2 separate regions of the Homo sapiens genome follow, and region 1 is linked to region 2. Evidence: read pairs that join two places in POLR2A ChIA-PET (ENCODE). Cell type or tissue: MCF 10A. All regions are shown on one strand. Links, peaks and the distances in the headings refer to the core of each region. The heading gives the core; the rest is flanking DNA. Region 1 has its middle 18 kb from the start of ISM1. Region 2 overlaps ISM1 (isthmin 1).

Region 1 (5,382 bases), core at 235-5,234, 84 kb after region 2:
GGAAGAGGCATGACAGCACTTGCCTCCTCTCTCTGCTGTCCACCACGTGAGGATAGACAAGGAGATGACTGTTTGCAAGTTTGTAAACCACGAAGTGGGCCCACATCAGACACTAAATCAGCTAGGGTCTTGATCTTGAACTCTTCGGCTTTTAGAACTGTAAGAAATAAATGTCAGTAGTTGAAGCCACCCAGTTTGTGGTATTCCTTCATAGAAGCTCAAGTAGAACATGACAGAGTCTGAGGGAGGCCATCTCTGGGGAGGCGACATTTGAACAGACACTTGATTTTGAGAAGGGACATACTAGAAGAGATTTCCGGGCAAAAGATCCACCACTTAAAACAGTCCTGGAGGTGGGAAAGGGCTTGGCATCTCCAAGGCATAGAAATGGGGCTTGTATGGCTACAGTGAGAGGGGAGTGGAGGAAGAAGTGCTTGGAGAGGTGGGCATGGGTCAGATCCCTATGGAGAGGCATGGATTTATTCTGAGAATTACGGAAAAACAGCAAAAGGTCCCAAGCAGAGGAGCAATTTGACCTGATTTATGGTTCCAGAGCTCAGTAGCAGACCTTTCCAGAAAATGCAGAAGCCAAGGCAGCCCCTTTTGGTAAGAGGCAACATAGGTACCCCACAAGGTCCTAGGTATCCTCCAAGAGGTCTCTCTTGGAGGGGAGTCTGGGCCTGAGGGGACTCAGTGCTTCCATGCATTGTGCAGAGCCACCAGCCCTCTGCAGACAATTTCCACCGTGGTCTGTTGTGTTCCTCCTTCCAGTCAGAAGGGGCTGGTGCACGTGGCCCTAGCTGGATAAAGATACTCTCACTACTTACAAAATATATCTTGGCCCCAATTCTGTCTTAAGACCTTTAAAATTGGCAGTTACTTCATACCAAATCCAAAGTGGGTTCAAATGGGAAGAAAATATAAATCCACTGGTGGCGTGCACCTGTAATCCCAGCTACTTGGGAGGCTGAGTCATGAGAGTTGCTTGAACCCAGAAGGCAGATGTTGCAGTGAGCCCAGATCGCGCCACTGCACTCCAGCCTGGGCAACAGGGCGAGACTCCGTCTCAAAAAATATACATATATATATATATATATGAATATATAAATCCAGGATTAAAAAGATATTTTTCCCACACATCGCCCACATGAAATAAATGTCTTTTTGCACAACACCTTGTTAAAATTATTAAAGGAGGCCTCAGTAATATTTCCATGCCCAGGGGAAGAATTCTATTACAAAGGTGGACACAACTCCAACAAGGGATCCCGGAAATGGCAGAGGAAAATTGTGAGCTCTAGATGTAAAATAATTGAATAAAAGTGGCTCAGACAGGCAGAACAACTCAGCCCTCTGAGGAGTCTCTGTCATTGGCTTCCCATCAAAGGTAGGGAATTCTGTTGCAAAAGCAATTAAGTTGTTTCAGCCTTGGAACTAAGACGTCTCAAAATTAAAATAAAAGTATGGAAATCCAAAACCAATCAGTACTCAAAAGACTGATTAAGTCTGTCTTTAAACATATAGATGCTTGAGTAATATTATTGAAGTTATATTCATAGGATTCTGAGAAGTCTTATGACATTACTACATTTTATGCGAGGTGATTTTAAAGCTGTTTTCAGTGTGAACCAATGTGACAAGCATTTGGACAAACACTTTTGTCCCTCAGAGTCACAAGTTTGTTGTAGTTTGAAAATAGATTTAAAAAGTTGGGTCAGACATTATTTTAAAGGGTGAGTTTATCCTTACAGGTTTTGCATTTCTTACTCTGAATCAGCCAGCCCCTAATCCCTCCTCCTAAGTTTAAAAAGATGATTTGACAGTACAAATTACCTTCTTTGTTTTCCATTTAGCAGAGCTTGTGGTTTTTATAGGCATATAAACTAGTTTTATAACTTAATTCTCTGCAAGTTGTGGCATGAAGAGAAATAGGCAGTGGCTATAAAAAATGTATGCTAAATCACTGCTAATTAAAAATGCAGCTATTGACCATGTTAACCAAACTAATTAATTGCTTTTCCGAATTGTCATTTAATTAATTAATTTATCCATTAATTTATTTATCCATAAAGGCACATTTTATTAAAATAGACCATAATTTCAAGTGCACTGTGACTGTTGAAACTATAAAATCTTTCAGTAGTTTAAAATCTGAACAAGATCCTAAAGTTTGATCCATGAACTAAATTGAGTGTTTGCATGTGAAATAGATACCTATGTACATGTCTCTTTATGAGACTGCTGAAAGCAGAGATTTTACTTCATTTTAATTTATTTATCCTGACATTAGAGAGTTCAAGTAGTGGCATTATCGAGCTTATAATCTTCTCTGTGCTGCAATTTCCCTCATAACATGGGAATAATAATACTAGCTCCTTATAAAGCTGTTGCATGCATTAATTCACTTATTAAAGAATCTAGAATAGTGACTGGCACACAGTAACATTTAATACATGTTACTTATTTTCCCCAACCCCTAGCACTCAGCTTTTGTGCATGTAGTTAATGCTTAGTAACTGCTTATTAATTATTTTGGTTAAAAAAAACCCTTCTAGAATTTGAATGATAAAACAGATGTTTTCATCAGTTTAGGGAGTCCAGTGAAGCTCATTCCACAAACATTCATTGTGTTAAATTAAGTTTAGCCTAAAGCTGCCTCCTTACATATGTTAAGTTCTGCTTGCAGGCTTCTGTGTACATAGTGAACTATAGCTTAACTGGATGTAGAAGCCGACTATAATCTTCTCATAACAAATAGTTCATTCTCAGCCAATCACAGCAGCCATAATTCAACCACTCACAGGTGGCCAACTGTTCGAACTCTGTTCAAATAAGGCAAATGCCCAGCTGTAACCAACTCAGCTGTTTCCGTACCTCACTTCCGTTTTCTGTACGTCACTTTCCTCTTTCTATCCATAAATCCTCTTTGACTACACGGCAGAGCCAGCCTTGCTCTCAACCTATTCTGGTTTGGGAGGCTACCCTAATGGTGAATTGTTCTTTGTTCAATTAGACTTTGTTAAATTTAATTTGTTTAGAGTTTTTCTTTTAACAATTGGTATCTAGCATGTCTTACAGTGAATCATGAATGGTGTGCTAAAGATGGACATAGTGACTTGTGAGAGCTGAATGTTAAAATTTCAGAAACGTTGTGAGCTGCTTTTAATCATGGCCATTATTCAGAATTAAATTACATAAATGTACAATTAAAGATATGATATTACAAGCAAAAGTAATACTCAAAACTTATTTCCTCTTTACATTTTACAATGACCTTGAATTTACTCACATTTGCTGCATCTGTGTGGTGGATGCACTGTATAACCATGTGCTTCTGTACGTTGCTTTCCAACTCCATTGAATGACATCATGTTGGTAGCTTGAACTCAGCCATGGAGGGAATATTTGTGCCATTGAAATCAGCAAATGTTACCAATCAGGGCTCCCCTAACTTGATTCCTTTCTCCCTGCAAAGCTGGTTGCTAAATATTTATCATCACATCACTGACTGTGCTAGGCCTGGAGATGGGTAGTGCGTATGGAGGGGTGGATACCTTCAAAAAGTTTACCATCTGCCAGGCGCGGTGGCTCATGCCTGTAATCCCAGCACTGTGGAAGGCCGACACAGGCAGATCATGAGGTCAGGAGTTCGAGACCAGCCTGGCCAGCATGGTGAAACCCCATCTCTACTACAAATATAAAAAATTAGCCGGGCATGGTGGCGCAGGCCTGTAATACCAGCTACTAGGGAGGCTGAGGCAAGAGAATCACTTGAACCCAGGAGGCGGAGGTTGCAGTGAGCCGAGATGGCACCACTGCACTCCAGCCTGGGCAACAGAGCGAGACTCCATCTCAAAAAAAAAAAAAAAAAGTTTACCATCTCAGAGCCCACAATTTTTTACTGCTTCATCCCAAACTTTTCTTCATTTTTAAATTTTCACAGGCCATTACATCAGGGAAAACTAAACCTATATTTATGATAGTTCTGATCACCCAGAGTAAAAATCTGGATGTATTTCCTCTTCTCATTGCCTTTTTTTTTTTTGCACATTAATATTTAAATAGAAATTCCTATGATAATTAAGTGCTATTTTTCTTTCTTTTTTAGTTGATTGACAATGTCTAAAGATTTGTGATAATACAGATAGTTATGATAGGCATAATGCAAAATGGCAGCAAATTAAGTGCCATCATCCACCCAGTTATTCAAATTTCTCCCCTCCCTTCCCCTCCACAGCCTATCCAACAGCAAGCCCTGCTGATTTTCTACCACCAAAGCGCATCTGAAATCCACCCACTTCTCATCCTCAGGGCTAGCCCTCTCAGCCAGGTCTCTATCATCTCTTTTCCAGGGCTCCTTCAACACTCCTGACCTTCTTAATTTTACTCTTGCCTTTCTCCAATCCCATTCTCCCCGCAGTTGTGCGAATGGTCTTTTAAACATGCAAATCAGGCCACATCACTCCCACTTTGAAACCCATTTAGGATTGTGCCGTTTCCTTACTAATCCCACTTTGCAGTATCCCTCCTTCCCTTTGTCCCTTGCAGTCCTCTGTGCCTGTGACTGGCATTGGAGACTGTCATTCAGACTCAGTTTTGTTCACAACTATGCTGCCAGCTGGCTAAATGAGCCTAGTGAAGCCACTTAGCTTCTAAGCACTTCTGTTTACTTTTCTTTACAAAAGACATAATGGTGCTGGGCTACCCAGAGCTTAAATTAATTAATGTTTATAGAGCACTTCAAGCCTCGGCATAATAGCCTCTTTGAAAATGCATGTAATTATCATTATGGCTAATGAAGCTTGGTCTTAACTCCTCCCCCTCACTGGGAAGGCAGGAAGCTGCCTTTGGTAACATAATCCAGATTAGGTGGAAATTTACCTCCAATGTTAGTTTTCTTCTTTGGCCACTCCGTTGGTGTTTTCAATTTTGTTTTATTTCTCTTTGTCTTATTTTATTTTGTTTTATTTCATTTTTTAAATTACAAATGGGATTTAGATAAATTAAGTCAAGTGGATTTATGAGAAAATAAACCATATTTTAAAGGCAGTGCTTTTTCCAACCACAGATATCACATTCCCATTGTTTCCTTTGTTGGGAACTGGTATTCAGCCTCAGAGAGAGAGAGAGAGAAACTTCACTAGAAGGTGAGTTGGAGGTTTACAGTGATGGTTTTAATGCTGTTGAGGTTTATTTTGTAGGTGTGGGGTTGACCAGCTTCCAGGATCACAGTCTGAGCTACCTGCAGTAGAGATGACACCCTTTGCAGGTTCTCTGCTCTAGCATAATTGCAATTCAAAGGGACAGGTCCCTTTCCAAATGGTGAGCACTCAACACCTGATGGTGCTCAAAGGGAGACCCATTCATTTGATGCAGGTGATG
Region 2 (5,382 bases), core at 242-5,241:
AACCACTGCTATAGTCAATCACAATTATTGTTGACTCTCAACATGACCTCTCACCAAGTGTGCAATTAGTTTAGTTTTTGAAGCACTGACAATGCAGTATAAAGTGACAGTTAACTACCAAGACGCCCCAGGTTGCGCTCCTGGGAGCCTTTGGCAACTCTCTGGTATTACCGGTGGGGCTGTCTTTTTCCTGCAGATGGTTGTCAAGCCTCTCATCCTGGCTTCCTCATCAGACCATGAGTGTCTGCCTTCTGTTTCTCTTCAAGGGACAACAAATCCCACATCAAAAACCCAATCTAACCAGAGTCCCTCCTCTAAATTAAATAAGTACAATGCGACATTGTCTTTTAGGTCACGGCCACTGCAATTGTGCATAAGACTCAGAAAATCCATTCAGCTCATCAATTATCTCCTGACTCACTCTGGTCAGAAGTCTTATTAGAAAAGTAGTTACATCTTGCCTCATGCCTGTAATCCCAGCACCTTGGGAGGCTGAGGCGGGCGGATCACAAGGTCAGGAATTTGAGACCAACCTGGCCAACATGGTGAAACCCCTTCTCTACTTAAAAAACTACAAAAATTAGCCAGGCATGGTGGCATGTGCCTGTAATCCCAGCTACTCAGGAGGCTGAGGCAGGAGAATTGCTTGAACCCAGGAGGTGGAGATTGCAGTGAGCTGAGATTGTGCCACTGCACTCCAGCCTGGGCGACAGGGAGAGACTCCGTCTCAAAAAAAAAAAGAAAAGAAAAGTAGTGCATCTTTTAAAAAGACAATGTCACTAAGTTTTTAATGATAAATTAAAAAGCTTTCCCCTTGAACTTGGAGCTACACACTCAGGTAAACGCACCTGGGCAGTTTGGACGGTCACAGGTCCTCGATTCTGTTGCAGTGCACGCGTAGCCACAAGACCGGGTCCGTTTCTGGTTGCCGTTCCCGCAGGTGACGCTGCAGACAGACCAGAGACTCCAGTCACCCTCGCCATCTGTGGAATCTGGAAGACAGCCAGGGAGATGGTCATCAACTTTGGCCAAAGAGTCTCCCAATCTCCCCATCAAGCAGCCTGTCAATTATTCACTTCTATCCTTCTCGCTGTGGGAGGGGATTGCTGGAGAGGACTTTTCAGCTGGAGCTAAAAGGTTTACAGCTCCAGGGCTCATTTAGGGATCAGCTTTGTGACAGCAAGGAGGTTTTGGGCACTGTGGTGGTCTGTACATCCCTAGAAGGTGCCCAGAAAACACTTACTGAGAATGCATACATTTGCACAGCATGGGGTAATATGCTAGGCAGTTTCCAAAGGTAACCACCCTCAGTTCCTTCCCTCTCTGTGCTTATAGCCTCTCATTGACATACAGAGAGAAAGAGAGAGAGAGGAGAATCTATTTTCTCTAGAATCTGGGCTGGCCTTGACCTTAAGGCCTGGCAGCTTCTGACTTTTGCTTTGGGGAATCCAGTTACTGTGAAAGATGTCCATGCTAGACCTGTGAATTATGGGACATCACATGGACAGAGAGGAGCCACATGGACTACAGACACCAGACATGTGAGCAAAGCCTTCTCAAGCCTTCTAGCCATTCCCAGTGGACAGCTGAATGCAGCTGTTGCCATCAGGAGCAGAGTACCTACCCAGTGGCCCTGCCTGAACTCCTGAGCCACAGGATCATGAGAAATAATAAACGGTTGTTGTTTTAAGCCACCAACTTTGGGATATTTTGTTACGTGTAGCAATAGATTACCGATACATTAATGGTGAAGCTAGAGATGATCCCTCAAGGTCATTATTCAACATCCATCCAGTGAATACCTATTGAACCCTTTTTGTATGTCAGGCACAATTCTTGGTACATGAGATACACTATTAAGTACAACTTTCAAAGATCCTTGCCTTGGAGGAACTAATATTTTAGTGAGAAAAGAGAAACAATCATCAATAAACACAAAAAACAAGTGAATTAGATGGCATGTTAGAAATTGATGAGTGGTGTGCAAAAAGGAAAAGTAGGCCAGGAAATAGGGGGGCTTGGAGGTGAGAGGTGTGGGAGAGGGTGGTACCCTATTGATATGGTTTGGCTCTGTCTCCCCACCCACATCTTACCTTGAATTGTAATAATTCCTATGTGTCAAGAGTGGGGCCAGCTGGAGATAACTGAATCATGGGGGCAGTTTCCCCATGTTGTTTTCGTGGCAGTGAATAAGTCTCACGAGATCTGATGGTTTTATAAATGGGAGTTCCCCTGCACAAACTCTCCCTGGCCTGACACCATGTAAGATGTCCCTTTGCTCTTCCTTTGCCTTCCACCATGATTGTGAGGCCTCCCCAGCCATGTGGAACTGTGAGTCCATTAAATCTCTTTCCTTTATAAATTACCCAGTCTCGGGTATGTCTTCATGAGCAGTATGAGAATAGACTAATACACCTATCAAACTGAGTTCCTCTTATCAAAAGTAAAGTCTTGGAGTGGTAGGATGCCTGGTTCAAGGTCACTGGGTTAACAGAAAGGAAAGCAGGGCTCTGGTACCACGCCCTTTCTCTCTAAAGCGTGATTCTTTCTGCAGTACCTCTGCTCTGTGACAGTTTCTCCTGGTTTACCCAGATCTTCCTATGGCCTTGGGCCCTCTGCTGCTGCCAAGCGTGGAGCTAAAGGCATGCCCCTTGCCGGGAGGGAGTACCCTCTGTTCATAACAGGTCGTGGCGATTGTTATTACATAGGCCCAGCAGGAATGTAGTCCACACATGTTTCTACCTGAAATGTGGGCCCGTGCCAGCCTTCCAGGCTGTTGTTTACATGGCATTCACTCTGAACATGCCTCAGGCAAACACAGGGCTGTGGAGCCTCCTCAGTCCACTAAGTGGAATTGGAGGAGCGGGGTGGTGGGGGGTGGATTTCATGGTTGTGTCCTCCTCCCTAACTCTGAGTGGAGAGCTTGCTCCCATCTTATCTGCCCCCCGAGGCCCCATCTATTTTCCTCCCAATCCCCCAAAAAGAATTTTTCTGAACTTTGATTTTTCTCCTAAGAAATGGTTTTCCAACCACTCAGCTAAGCAGATGCTTGAAACTAATGCTCTGTGTCAGGAAATTCGGCTGCCTTCCCTGGCATTAGCTTCTTTCCTCTCTACCATCTCTTATTGGGTATCACACAGTAGGACTGGAGAAACAAGTTGCTTCTGGATGGAGAAACCACTCAGGTAGGAGCAGTCGCTGCTCCCACCGAGAACTTTGCAGTCTGGTGTCTCTCAGTCACCTCCCCAAGGGCACCAGAGAGGTGCCTGGAACAAGCACACAATTGCACACTTGTCAGAGAAGCATCCAGGTGCAGCGGGTCATACGCACATGAGCACTCACCCAGTCACATCCTGCACACACCACCGAGGCCAGATTTTGTTAAAGGGAATAACAGCTAAAAAAAGGTCAAAAGTAAAGATTATAATGTTTTTATACTCATAAAAAGGGGGAATGAGTAAGTCAGAAGAAATCTTATTAAATCCCCTAGGTAGAGTTTGCATCACCTGTGGGGTGGGTACCAGCATAAGACATAACCCAATGATGCCAAATGGTGTTCTTGGCTTTGCAAAAGCAAAGGGACCTCCACTATCCAGAAATCTCATGCAGCCTGGCCTCTCCATTATCGCAATGTAGAGAGCAAATTTGGAGAGACATCACCCCTGAACTTTGAGATTTTAGCATTAAACTATGTATTTTAGCATTAAACTCTCTTGTGTTGGAATCCCTGCATGAGGCACTTTCTTGTTATAGTTTCTTGGATCTAAATTATTAAATGTTAATATTGTGTCCGATTATGTGAAAAATCATGCCCATAATTCCTCTTTCCAAATCCACGCCCTTGGCTACTCCCCTCTCGGGCTGATTCCAGGATGGGCCACATGACTTGCTTTGGCCAATGGGATAATAGCAAATAGGATGCCAGCTGAGGTATACAAAGTGCCCGTGCATTCCGTCTTGCTGCAGGGAACTCTTCCCCCAAGCGTGAAGTGCCTAGGCTAGCCTCCTGGAGGGGGAGGGACCAGTGGAGAGAGGCCCCAGCCATCTCAATACAGCATCTACACAGCTGGGCACCCCTCATTGTGAGTGAGGCCAGCCTAAACCATCCAGCCCCAGCCAAGCCAGTCCAGACCAGACCAGAAGAGTCCAGACAACCCACGGACTTGTGAGGGAGAGAACTCTTTCATTCCTTTAATTTTGCGGTTGGCTTTTTTTTTCCTTTCTTTTTTATTTTTTAAGCTGTTTCGAGGTTTCACTCTGTCACCTAGGCTGGAGTGCAGTGGCACCATCATGGCTCATTGCAGCCCTGAATTCCTGGGCTCAAGCAATCCTCTTGCCTCAGCCTCCTGAGTAGCTGGGACTACAGGCATGTGCCAACATGCCTGGCCAAAGTTTTCAAAAAAATTTTATAGAGATGAGGTTTCACTATGTTGCCCAGGCTAGCCTTGAAATCCTGGCTTCAGGCAATCCTCCTGCCTTGGCCTCCCAAAGTGCTGGGATTACAGACATACGTCACCATGCCTGGCCTGGGGGTGGTTTTCTAAGCAGCAAAAGCTAACTATTACAAATACCCCATAAAATCCTCCCTAAAATATACTCTCTAGACAGCTGCCAGACTCTGAAGCCATCAAGGATTTATTATTGCAGTAAGTGGCTTTCTCCACATCTTTATTTTAAATGCTCACAAAGCCATTTTATTTCCAAACATTTTTTTCATATGGGTCCCCCAAAGTTAGGCATAGAACTCGCCATGTGGCTAATTATTTCTATTGAGGCTGACAGTGAAGTGAAACTGCCTCCTAGGAAGAAGTATGTATGTGAGCTCACTCCCCTGAAGCTTTCACAGCACACGGGCCCCCATCAATGTCCCGGCAAAGACCCTCCTCTTGGGGATTTCTATTTGTTTAATGTCTTCAAAGAACAGAACGGGCATTTCTGACAGGGACAAATCATTGAGGGCAGTGCTCCTTTCTGCTATAATAAAACAAGCCTGTTCTCAGTTGCTCACCTACCAGGGGCCACTGCCCAGAGCAGAAAATGAATGTGAGCAGCTATAATCACAAAGATAATGACAACGGCAGGAAAAAACAGTTCCTGGGAGCATCTATATGGTGCTTTGACAGCCCCTGGCTGTGACATCAAATAACTCAAGGAGGAAATAAAACTATCCCGAGTGCAGTGGGCTGAGAGCTGGGTTTCAAGGATGCCGCTGGAGTTTTAAAGTAGTCCTTTCTTAGTTTCAGGGCACTAGCGTCCTGTGGGCCAGTCATAGTGGTGGGGCAACTGAAGTGACTTGGGTCTTGACTTGGCCACTAGTAAACCTGCACCACTAATCCTAGATGACAGTGTCTACCGATTACTGAGGGCTTGCTTTAACCAGCT

What was found. Peaks named below come from ENCODE experiments on the same cell type or tissue, not always from the same donor. Only the 100,000 strongest peaks of a DNase experiment are listed, where the experiment ranks them.
Region 1: POLR2A ChIA-PET joins it to region 2 with 5 read pairs; 3 of 35 experiments call an interaction of 5 or more read pairs at or near these places.

What each region holds. Positions count from the first base shown.
Region 1 is chr20:13,200,244-13,205,625 of GRCh38, reverse strand. It overlaps a transcript of TASP1 not described here. Among named protein-coding and RNA genes, the nearest start is that of ISM1, 18 kb to the left of the region's middle. In MCF 10A, for the core only: no CTCF peak of the experiment used is centred there; no DNase peak of the experiment used is centred there.
Region 2 is chr20:13,284,150-13,289,531 of GRCh38, reverse strand. ISM1 (isthmin 1) reads right to left here. Exons shown (of 6, transcript NM_080826.2): 4 at 849-992. It also overlaps a transcript of TASP1 not described here. Among named protein-coding and RNA genes, the nearest start is that of ISM1-AS1, 47 kb to the right of the region's middle. In MCF 10A, for the core only: no CTCF peak of the experiment used is centred there; DNase peaks (open chromatin) are centred at 2,751 and 4,441.